3 separate regions of the Homo sapiens genome follow, and all the other regions are linked to region 1. A link is a contact called in ENCODE Hi-C or POLR2A ChIA-PET data. All regions are on one chromosome and are shown on one strand. Each heading gives the region's core, a stretch centred on a gene start or an enhancer-like site at or near the end of the contact. The rest is flanking DNA. Distances are from core to core; before and after follow the strand shown.

Region 1 (3,219 bases), core at 195-2,694:
TGGCGTGCACCTGTAGTCCCAGTTACCTGGGAGGCTGAGGTGGGAGGATGGCTTAAGCCTGAGAGGCAAAGGTTGCAGTGAGCTGAGATCATGCCACTGTGCTCCAGCCTGGGTGACAGAGTGAGACCCCATCTCAAGGAAATAAAAAAGAAAAGAAAAGAAACCAATATGCAGCCAGGCTCAGTGGCTCACACCCATAATCCCAGTGGTTTGGGAGGCCAAGGTGGGAGGATCGCTTGAGGCCAGGATTTCAAGATCAGCCTAGGCAACATAGCGAGACCTTGTTTCTACAGAAAAAAAAAAGAGAGAGAGAGAGAAAGACAAACTAATACACATAAAAGGCAGACACTGAGAAAAGTCTTGCCCTACCAAAACATGTGTGAATTCTGGGTTCGAGCAAAAACATGCACCACCTTTCACTTTGAATTCTAATGTGTGTTGACGTAATGTGTGTTGATGTAGAGTAAGAGCCCCAGAGCTTGATCAACCATGAAGAAATAAAGGAAAGGAAAGGAAAGAGGAGTCAGTCTTAGACACGCAACCTCATGCCTCACAGCTGTCCCTTATGAGCACACCAGCCAAATGCTTTGTCTACCTGCAAAGTGACTTTAAAAGGAGAGAACAAGGAGGAGCTGCTCTGTACTCCCTTTTTAAAATGTGGCACATGCTGTCATTCCTTCTATGATAGTTGGCCAAAAGACAAATCTGATTTCCTTTCCCAGACTTCATTTTAATTTTTATTTTTATGAAAGCAGGAAAAACATACTGCTCTCTCCATCCCATCCTCACTGTTTTTTTTTTTTAAAAAAATTAATATTGTTCCTTTTGAAAGACTAACCCCACTTCTCTTTTCTTAATTAGGCTCAACTGAAATATAGGCATAAGCATTCAACTGGGCAAGCCAAACTGAAAAACATCCCCAAGCCCTGAAAATCTAAATCAAGACCAAACCAATTATAGCATTTTATTTAGGTGGTGTTTATTTTTTGTATTTTTTTAACTGTCAAGTGATTGACAGAATTTATGGTAGGCGCAAAATGTTAAAGTATTTCTAGACTTTGCGGGAAGACATTAAGTTTGTCTATAGCCTCTAAACAAAATTATTTGTTTTCCAGTCATGCCTTTCAGTTTAAAAGTATTGCACTTTTACTAGCCACATCATTCTGGGCATATGCTTCTTCTGAGGAGACATTTTTCTAGCTGAGTTTAATCCAGTGAGTTAAAAGAGGGAAAGAATGTAAAATGGAACTCTCTACTTGCAGTTGGACATGCATTTGTTTTTCATCGCAGGATGCTAGGAAAGAAACCTCTCTGGTTGTCTAACTGTTTGCCTCACCTGTCTGAGGGCTGAGGCCCTGAGGACAGCATGCAAATTTCAACCCCCAACCCCATCCTCTCACTTCCCCTCCTCTATTGAGCATAACTTAGCCGCAACAGGATGCTACCCATTCACCCGTGGAGGCCTTACCTGTCGGTTTTCTTGATCAGGATGGCTCTAAAGATGTGCTCCAGGGGCGTCTTCTCCCGCTCATGGGTGGGCTGCACGAAGGGGTGCAGGGCCGCCAGCGAGAAGCCCTGCTGGTACAGCTCCAGGAGCTGGGCGGGCAGGTCACGCAGGGAGGCCAGCCTCACTGCTGAGGACCCAGGGAGCTCCGCTGGAGTGGAGAGAGGAGAGGCTCATCAAAGACCCATCACAACGCCCACTCAGCCCTGCCCAAACCCCTCTTCCCTTGCCCTCGGGGAGGATCCTCTAGGTCACTGCTAAAATGAGTTTGTCCCAGTTTTTACTGTCTTCAAACAGACTTTATAAGCAGCCTGTCGTTTTCCAAATCACCCAAAGGCATTAATAATTGGATGTCGGCCAGGCGTGATGGCTCAGGCCTATAATCCCAGCACTCTGAGAGGCCGAGGCAGATGGATCGCTTGAGCCGAGAAGTTTGAGACCAGCCTGGGCAACATAGTAAAACTCGGTCTCTCTTAAACAAACAAACAAACAAACAAACAAACAAACAAAAACAAAAAAACCCCCTCAAAATTAGCCAGTGCTTGTGGTCCTGGCTACTCAGGAGGCTGAGGTGGGAAGATCGCTTGAGCTGGAAATGGGGAGGTTTGCAGTGAGCCATGATAGGGCCACTGCACTCTAGCCTGGGCAACAGAGCAAGCCACTGTCTCAAAAATGAAATAAAATAAAATAATAATGGACTGTCTTAGATCTAGAGTCGTCTTATCAGTGATCACAATGAAAAAGTCATTTCCACCCTCTAAAAAAAAACACACAGAAATAAAGAAAGAAAGGAAGAAGGGAAGGGAAAAGAAGAAAAATACATTGAGCAAATATAAAAATACTAGGTGGCAAAAAGCAGCATAAACAAAGTCAAAAGACAAACTGGAACAAAATTTCTGTGACCCTTAAGACAAAGGGCTAATTTCCTTAAATTTGCAAAACACTCCCCACCCCAAAATAATTTTTAAACGGGAAAAATATATGAATAGGCAATTGCCTTAAAAGTGTAAAAGGCTAACCAATATTTGAAAACACACTTTAATTCAGCATTAGAATTACACAAATAAAAACCAGGAATATTTTCACCTATTGAATTATTTTAAAATTTGGATTTTTAATTTATTTATTTTTGAGAAGGGCAAACAACGTTCAAAAGTCAAAAGGTACAAATGTGTATTCAGTGAAAAGTCTACATCCTAGCCCTATCCTCTACCTCCTACATTTATTTCCTTAGAGGAAATCAGTATTATCTTTTTGTGTGTATATGCATTAACAATCAAAGAATTCATACAAAAGTGAACAGGTCTATATATTTCCCTCCTCTTCTACACAAATGTCAGCATAACATTACACACCTAGCTTTTTAGAATCAATTTTTATCAATTAACAGTATACTTTTCGGCCAGGGGCAGTGGCTCACGCCTGTTATCCCCGCACTTTGGGAGGCCAAGGTAGGCGGATCACTTGAGGTCAGGAGTTTGAGACCAGCCTGGCCAACATGATGAAACCCCATCTCTGCTAAAAATATAAAAAATTAGTCCGGTGTGGTGGTGCATGCCTGTAATCCCAGCTACTCGGGAGGCTGAGGCGGAAGAATCTCTTGAACCTGGGAGGCGAAGGTTGCAGTGAGCCGAGATTGCGCCACTGCACTCCAGCCTGGGCAACAAGAGCTAAACTCCGTCTCAAAAAGCAAAAAAACAAAACAAAACAGTATA
Region 2 (3,219 bases), core at 720-3,219, 120 kb before region 1:
TGAAGTAATTTTAGATTTACAGAAGAGTTGCAAAGACAAGACAGGGTTCCTCTATATCCTTCATCCAGCTTTCCCAAATGTTTAACGTAGTTGTGGTATATTTATCAAAACTAGGGAATGAACAGTACAGCTAAATTGGTACAGTACTATTAAAGCACAGTTTGTTCTGTTTTTTTAAGAGGAGTGAAATAACAGCCTGATTGTATGAAAAACCATGGAAGAGTAATTCAGTGGGACTCAGTTAGGGAAGTGACACCTTCTTCTAGAGGATGATGTCATTTATTGAGCATCTGCTATGTGCGGTCACTGAGCTAGACATTGAAGATAGGAACGTATAAGACAAAGGTTATCTTAGGAGCAAGTTAAATACTTTGGGAAACTATTTTTTTGTAAGTCTAAGTGATAAAGGTATCTTCTGGAAATAACTGAGTAACACATTGAGAACATTTCGACAAAATTGAAAGTGGAAATGCTCTGGGGCAACATATTTTTTTGCACCTATCACTGTTTGAAAGAGAAGCTATAGCAAATGGATGACTGGGTGAGTCACTGGAATGATGGATCTTAGGGGCCCAGGGGTAGCAGAGTGGGAAAGGCTGCACCCATGCTCTGGAGGGTAGGAGGATTGTTATATGGGACTCACAGCACAAACACGTGTGGATGCAGTGATTGTCAAATGATCCAAGGGCATGTCTTGTTGCTCCTATTTTTTTTTTCCTGTCTGAATGGAAAACAGCAATTTCCTCCATTCCTGGTTATTGCAGATGATCTGATAATTTAACCTGAGAGCCGTTATTTCATCTTATTTTATTTTAAAACTCAAAAGAAGTATACTGTTCTCATCTTAAACAGTGAGATGTCTGGTCTTTAATATTACTCTTTCTTAACATACAATAAGCTAGCAGTGTGGTGATGACATGTAGATACCTCCTAATGTGCCATAAAATCAAGGCATGCATTTTAAAATGTTTCGTGCCCAGAAATCCAAACTTTTATAGTTGTTGAGCAGCCATCTTCATATGGTCTGTTCTGAATTCTTAAAACCTGCAGGAGCTCATCAGCCTAACCTGGCCCCTTCCAGCTCATCCCCATGTCCTATTTTGCTATATTTGAGCATAACAAGATTTTATCTCTTCCTTTTTAAAAATTAATTACCTAATAAATATGACCAAAAATTGTTAAATAATTTTTTAATTACCTAATAAATGTGACCACAAATATTAAATAAAATTATATAGATTAAAATGCTGACGTTCTCTTCTCCCCCATCCTATTCCCTTGCCTAGAAGGAACTTCTGTATAAAAAACTTGCTGGGTATCCTTTTAGAAATTTTATGGTATATTAATCTTGTATACATATACAACTGTGGGTACCTATACAACTATGTCTCTCTTTCTTTTAATACACTTCAAATTCTTGCTATATACCATAATATACTTAACCATATCTCCATGATGGACATTTAAATTGTTTGGAGTTTTTGGCTATTACAAGCAATATTGCAGTAAACCTGTTTGTATAATTTTTCTGCACATACTCCTGTAGAATTACTAGAAGTGCCATTTCTGAATAAAAAATTGACTAGTATTACCAAGTTACCCTATAAAATGCCTAATCAGTTTATATTCTAACAGGGTATGAAAGTGCCCATTTCTAGCCAACATTAGATACCCTCAGTCTCATACTTAAGTATTTTTTTTCCCCTAATCAGTTAGATGAAAGGTGATTTTTTTAACTAACAATTTTCTGATTGAATTTTCTGATTGTTCCGTAGGCCTGTCTGTCTTTTCCCCTAATCAGTTAGATGAAAGGTGATTTTTTTAACTAACAATTTTCTGATTGAATTTTCTGATTGTTCCGTAGGCCTGTCTGTCTTAGAGACTATAGAAGCCCAGAGAGAAGAAACAAAAAATGAGGCAGATTGGTTGGCTGTGTGGGATGGTGGGAGGAACATGACACCAGGCTTCAAGAGACCTAAATCATGCCCATTCTACAACTTGTTTCCTGTGTGACTCATTCCACCTCTCTCTGAAACCTGCTTTCCTTATCTGTCGCTGTGGGTAGGACTATGCAATTTAAAATTGCTTTCAGCTTTACCTTTCTATAATTTCATGATAGAAAAATGGGCCTTAGAGATCAAGGTTGACTGTACTGAGAGATGTCTAAGGAGTATCTTAACTCTCTTCAAATATTTGATTGATTCTTGGGATGACTATTGTTTGTATCTCTGGGGTTGACAGAATAAGAAGACATTGTCTTGGACTGAAGCAAGGGAAAAGTTTGGTTTGATACAGGGGACTTTTGGACTATACTGCTGATTAAATTCTGGAGTCAGGGCTCAAGAGAAATAGTGGAATTACCGTTAGTAAGAAATAAAACTGACATTTGCCCATTGGGGCTTAAGGTGTACTTGACTGAGACAGGGACTGGATTGATAGTTCCCCAGGTTCATAAAAAGGAAGTGTTTTAGACAGTTATTAACTTACGCATTTTGTGGACCTAGAAACTGGTAAGTTTGCTAGTTGTTCTTTCTTCTAAGTTGATTCTCTTGTTTTTTTTTCATTGAACAATCAACAAGATAGGAGGTACCCAGGACTGAAGGTTCATGAAATCAGAGGTCCATTATAGGAAGCATTTTAATGCTCACCCTAATAAGTGAAATATATTTCTTACTATCTTTAAGCCTTTATATTATTTAGAGGCCACAGAAAAATCCAAATCCAAACTGAACTTAATGACTAGTGAGCAACACATTTAAATACACAAGTTTTACCACATTAAAGGATGAAAAGCCAGTCAGCAACATGGGATCATGTTTTAAAACTGTCTCTGGATGAATGAATATCTCTACTCTTTCTTCAAGACCCAGTCCCTACAGTTGACAACCAGGGTGGTTCTCCACCAATTCCTGGCTCAGGGCTTTGCTGGAATTGCCAACATTACCATTAGAAATCATTTGGGGCTGGGCGCGGTGACTCACGCCTGTAATCTCAGCACTTTGGGAGGCCAAGGTGGGCAAATCACCTGAGGTCGGGAGTTCAAGACCAGCCTGACCAACATGGAGAAACACTGTCTTTACTAATAATGTAAAAATTAGCCGGGCGTGGTGGTGCATGCCTGTAATCCCAGCTACTCGGCAGGCTGAGGCAAGAGAATTGCTTGAACCTGGGAGGTGGAGGTTGTGGTGAGCCGAAATTGTGCCATTGCACTCCAGCCTG
Region 3 (3,219 bases), core at 201-2,700, 95 kb before region 1:
CATAAGAGGGAGAGTCCCTCTGGTCACCCCTTGAATCTTGGCTGGTCTTGGGACTTGCTCTGACAAATAGGATATGGCAGATGTGACATTACGGTCATCCTGAACCTAGGCCTCAAGGAGCCTTGCTGTTTCTGCTCACTCTCCAGGAACCCTGCCTACGCCATGAGGACAGGCCCAGGCTAGCCTTCGGATGATGAGAGACCTGTGGCCCTGCTAAGCAGCAGACGTGAGAGATGCCATCTTGGAGCTGCTAGCTGTGGTCCACCCATCAGCGCCTGCAGGCACATGCTGAGATTAGTCGATTTCCTAAAAGTTGAAGGAAAAATCACCCAGCTGACCTGTTTGGGTTATGATTTTAACTCACTAAGCTTTGGGGAGCTTTATTACACAGCAGAAGCTAACTGGTGTATTACTATTATTACTATTATTCTAAGAACCAAATACCAGGCAAACCTCTAGGAGGAAAATTGTAATGAAAGTCACCTCATTGATTTGTGGCCGGGCTCAGTGGCTCACGCCTGTAATCTCTGCACTTTGGGAGGCAGAGGTGGGTGGATCATGAGGTCAGGAGATCGAGACCACCCTGGCCAACATGGTGAAACCTCGTCTCTACTAAAAATACAAAAATTAGCCAAGCATGGTGGCAGGCGCCTGTAGTCCCAGCTACTCGGGAGGCTGAGGCAGGAGAATCGCTTGAACCCAGGAGGCGGAGGTTGCAGTGAGCCCAGATTGCGCCACTGCACTCCAGCCTGGCGACAGAGCGAGACTCCATCTCAAAAAAAAAAAAAAAAAGAAAAGAAAGTCACCTCATTTGATTTGAGAGAAATACAATGATATAGTTACTGCTGAAGGGGAGTGTTCCTAATTTGTCACCACACTCAAGGCTGGCACACCTAGCCCTTATTTGCTCCAGGCCGGACACTTTGGCCTTGCATTACCTCTGGAGCCCTGAAGTCTAATTTATGATAACCTACTGTGAGGCCCAGCAGTGCCACCAGCTTGCCCTGGAAGAGAGAGATAAAAACCCACACTGGGTAGATCGTCCTAGCTCGAGATGTTGCCCTGGCTTCTCCTAAAGCACCATGCCAAGCTGGCAAGAAAACCAAACCTGCATGTGCAAGATAACATTCTCCTGGATTCTGGGACACGCTGGGTGATCTGGTCCTGGTACATGCGGTTTCTCTAACGTCAGTTACTTGGAAGGCAGAAAGAAGAAAGGGGCTACGGGATGGAAGGGCAGGAGATGGCATGCATCCTTATTATCAGGGGTGTCTGCCCACACACACCTGCATGAGCAGAATGAGAACCAGGCAAGGCATGCAACCACGCAAGGCTCCTGATCACAGGGAAGGTAATGAGGCCGGACATGCGGCGGCTAAGGGGCGATGGCTGGGGCCAACTCTGACCCGTAGCAGGGACAGGCACTGCAGTTCTGACTGTGGTTAAGCAACACAAAGCTGCCACATCCTGTCAGCTGCTCATCGGGACCACGTATGCAATAGCACAGGGCTCCTGTCCTCTAGAAGCTGACATCTTAAACACACATTGAGTGCTTCAGGGTGAGGGGGTCCTCCCAGGCCAACTTAGAAATAGCTTTGTTTGATAACAATTAAAAAAGAAACATTTTCTCCATCCAGAGACTTGCCAGGTCCCTCCTACTGGCTTTGATGAGAGAGAAAACTAGGCTTTCTGGGAGTAAATGGGACTTGCTACTTTATTACTCTCTTTAGACTATCAGAGATGAATGAGGGATCCTATATCATATCTTTAGCCCTTCTTTCTGATTTTTCACCTTATGTATTACCTAGAAAAGAGAAAAGGGATTGAAAAAAGGAGCTTTTCCAAAGTGTATAATTAAAAAGTTGTTTATTTTGGAGTTGGGGACCTGGGGAGAGAGCCAGTCTGTCTGCAGGAATTCTAGAACCCAAAACTGTCAACGTTGTCCCCTCCACCTGTCAGCAGTGGATTCCTAACAGCTTACTGATAATCATAAAATGCAAACCCAGAAGAGGTCTCTGAATAAAGGTTGGTTCAAAACCTTAAGAGACAGGGAAATGGAGATTAAAGATTATTTCACTGTCCTAGCTAACAACGAACAGAGCCACACAACACACCATGTGCTGGGCTGTCACAGTCTTGACTCACTAAGGAAGGGATTGGGTAAGACATGGGATTTCTCTCTCCCTAACTTTCTCTGCCTGGTAACTTCAAAGGTGCCACATTCTCAAGCCATGCTGGAGCAATCACAGTTGGCCAATATTCTCTTTGTGGTGACTCAACTGTCAGTATCATGTTGCTATGGCTACCACAATTCTCACTCAGCCCTCCCTCCTTATGCTCTGCTCTTATTTAAACCAAATTGCATTGCACTAATCCCACAGCATGCTCTTTGAGGACCCAGCTCTGATAGGGCTTCTGAGGTGCCAGAAACCTCCAGCTGGAATATCCTGCCTTCAGGACACATCAGACATCTGGCTGTTCATTAGTCCAATGTTACAAGTCCTGCAGTCCACCTCCCATTCTATCTGGCTCCCTGCTCTACCAGAGACAAATCCACCAGAGCCATAACAGATGCGCTGCCGGGTCCCCATCAGCATCTGCACTGAGACCTACCACGGGACAAACCAATGATGAAAAACCCAAAGTCCAGAAAATGAAAATGGTCTCAGAGAGACTGGCCAATCCTATTTGGGGTCCTCTAGAAAATTCTCCCATCACTCTTCCCTGTCCTACCATTTCCACATATTGATCATGACTTGGTGCTTCGTTTTTCTGCCCCTGCACTAGAACACAAACTCCACAAAGGCAAGGAGTTTATCTTGTTCTTGATGAATCCCAGGCACTTAAGGAAGTATTTGTTCGATAATTAGTTGTTGAGTGAGTGAATAAATGCACCTGTCCTAGCATTTTGTGGGTAGGTTCTGCCACCATTGTCTTGTACTCTCAAAGTCTTATCAAAATTGCTGTAAATCATGCCTAAAATGAGACATGAGTTTGCCACCAAAAATGTGAATTAATTTGCCAGGATGCTGTGTTACCATTTTTATGGGTATTTTGCATGTGGAAGTTGGAAGTATATTCACGTATGAAAATTAGACACAGTCATGTACTGGCCATAAAGCACAAGGCCATTATTTAGCTAGCCACACACAAACTTGTTTCTTCCCTGTTTCTGTTCCATTGCCACGCATTACAGAGGGTCCTATCAGGAGGTAGTGC

What was found. A loop is a pair of places that touch in the nucleus more often than their neighbours do. ChIA-PET counts read pairs that join two places held with the same protein, here RNA polymerase II (POLR2A). Pooled maps may share reads with other maps.
Region 2: a loop to region 1 is called in a pooled map, with 4 times the contacts of the local background. The contact joins two enhancer-like sites. A Hi-C loop is called at or near these places in 3 of 168 maps with a recorded cell type or tissue (B cell, OCI-LY7 and posterior vena cava), 28 of 37 single-sample maps with no recorded cell type and 6 of 50 pooled maps. POLR2A ChIA-PET finds 5 or more read pairs at or near these places in 1 of 52 experiments (AG04450).
Region 3: a loop to region 1 is called in a pooled map, with 2.4 times the contacts of the local background. The contact joins two enhancer-like sites. A Hi-C loop is called at or near these places in 2 of 168 maps with a recorded cell type or tissue (ascending aorta and astrocyte of the cerebellum) and 3 of 50 pooled maps. POLR2A ChIA-PET finds 5 or more read pairs at or near these places in 2 of 52 experiments (Panc1 and T-cell).

The regions. Positions count from the first base shown.
Region 1 is chr3:16,432,383-16,435,601 of GRCh38, forward strand. RFTN1 (raftlin, lipid raft linker 1) reads right to left here. Exons shown (of 10, transcript NM_015150.2): 3 at 1,469-1,655. Among named protein-coding and RNA genes, the nearest start is that of RFTN1, 80 kb to the right of the region's middle. RefSeq lists a silencer at 1,343-1,472. Within about 2 kb of position 1,445, at least 3 of the 41 ENCODE cell types and tissues checked have a DNase peak (open chromatin) inside an H3K27ac peak, as active enhancers do.
Region 2 is chr3:16,307,747-16,310,965 of GRCh38, forward strand. It overlaps a transcript of OXNAD1 not described here. Among named protein-coding and RNA genes, the nearest start is that of OXNAD1, 44 kb to the left of the region's middle. Within about 2 kb of position 1,970, at least 4 of the 41 ENCODE cell types and tissues checked have a DNase peak (open chromatin) inside an H3K27ac peak, as active enhancers do.
Region 3 is chr3:16,336,966-16,340,184 of GRCh38, forward strand. The region is part of intron 7 of RFTN1 (raftlin, lipid raft linker 1); the gene reads right to left. It also overlaps a transcript of OXNAD1 not described here. Among named protein-coding and RNA genes, the nearest start is that of OXNAD1, 73 kb to the left of the region's middle. RefSeq lists a silencer at 1,333-1,392. Within about 2 kb of position 1,451, at least 12 of the 41 ENCODE cell types and tissues checked have a DNase peak (open chromatin) inside an H3K27ac peak, as active enhancers do.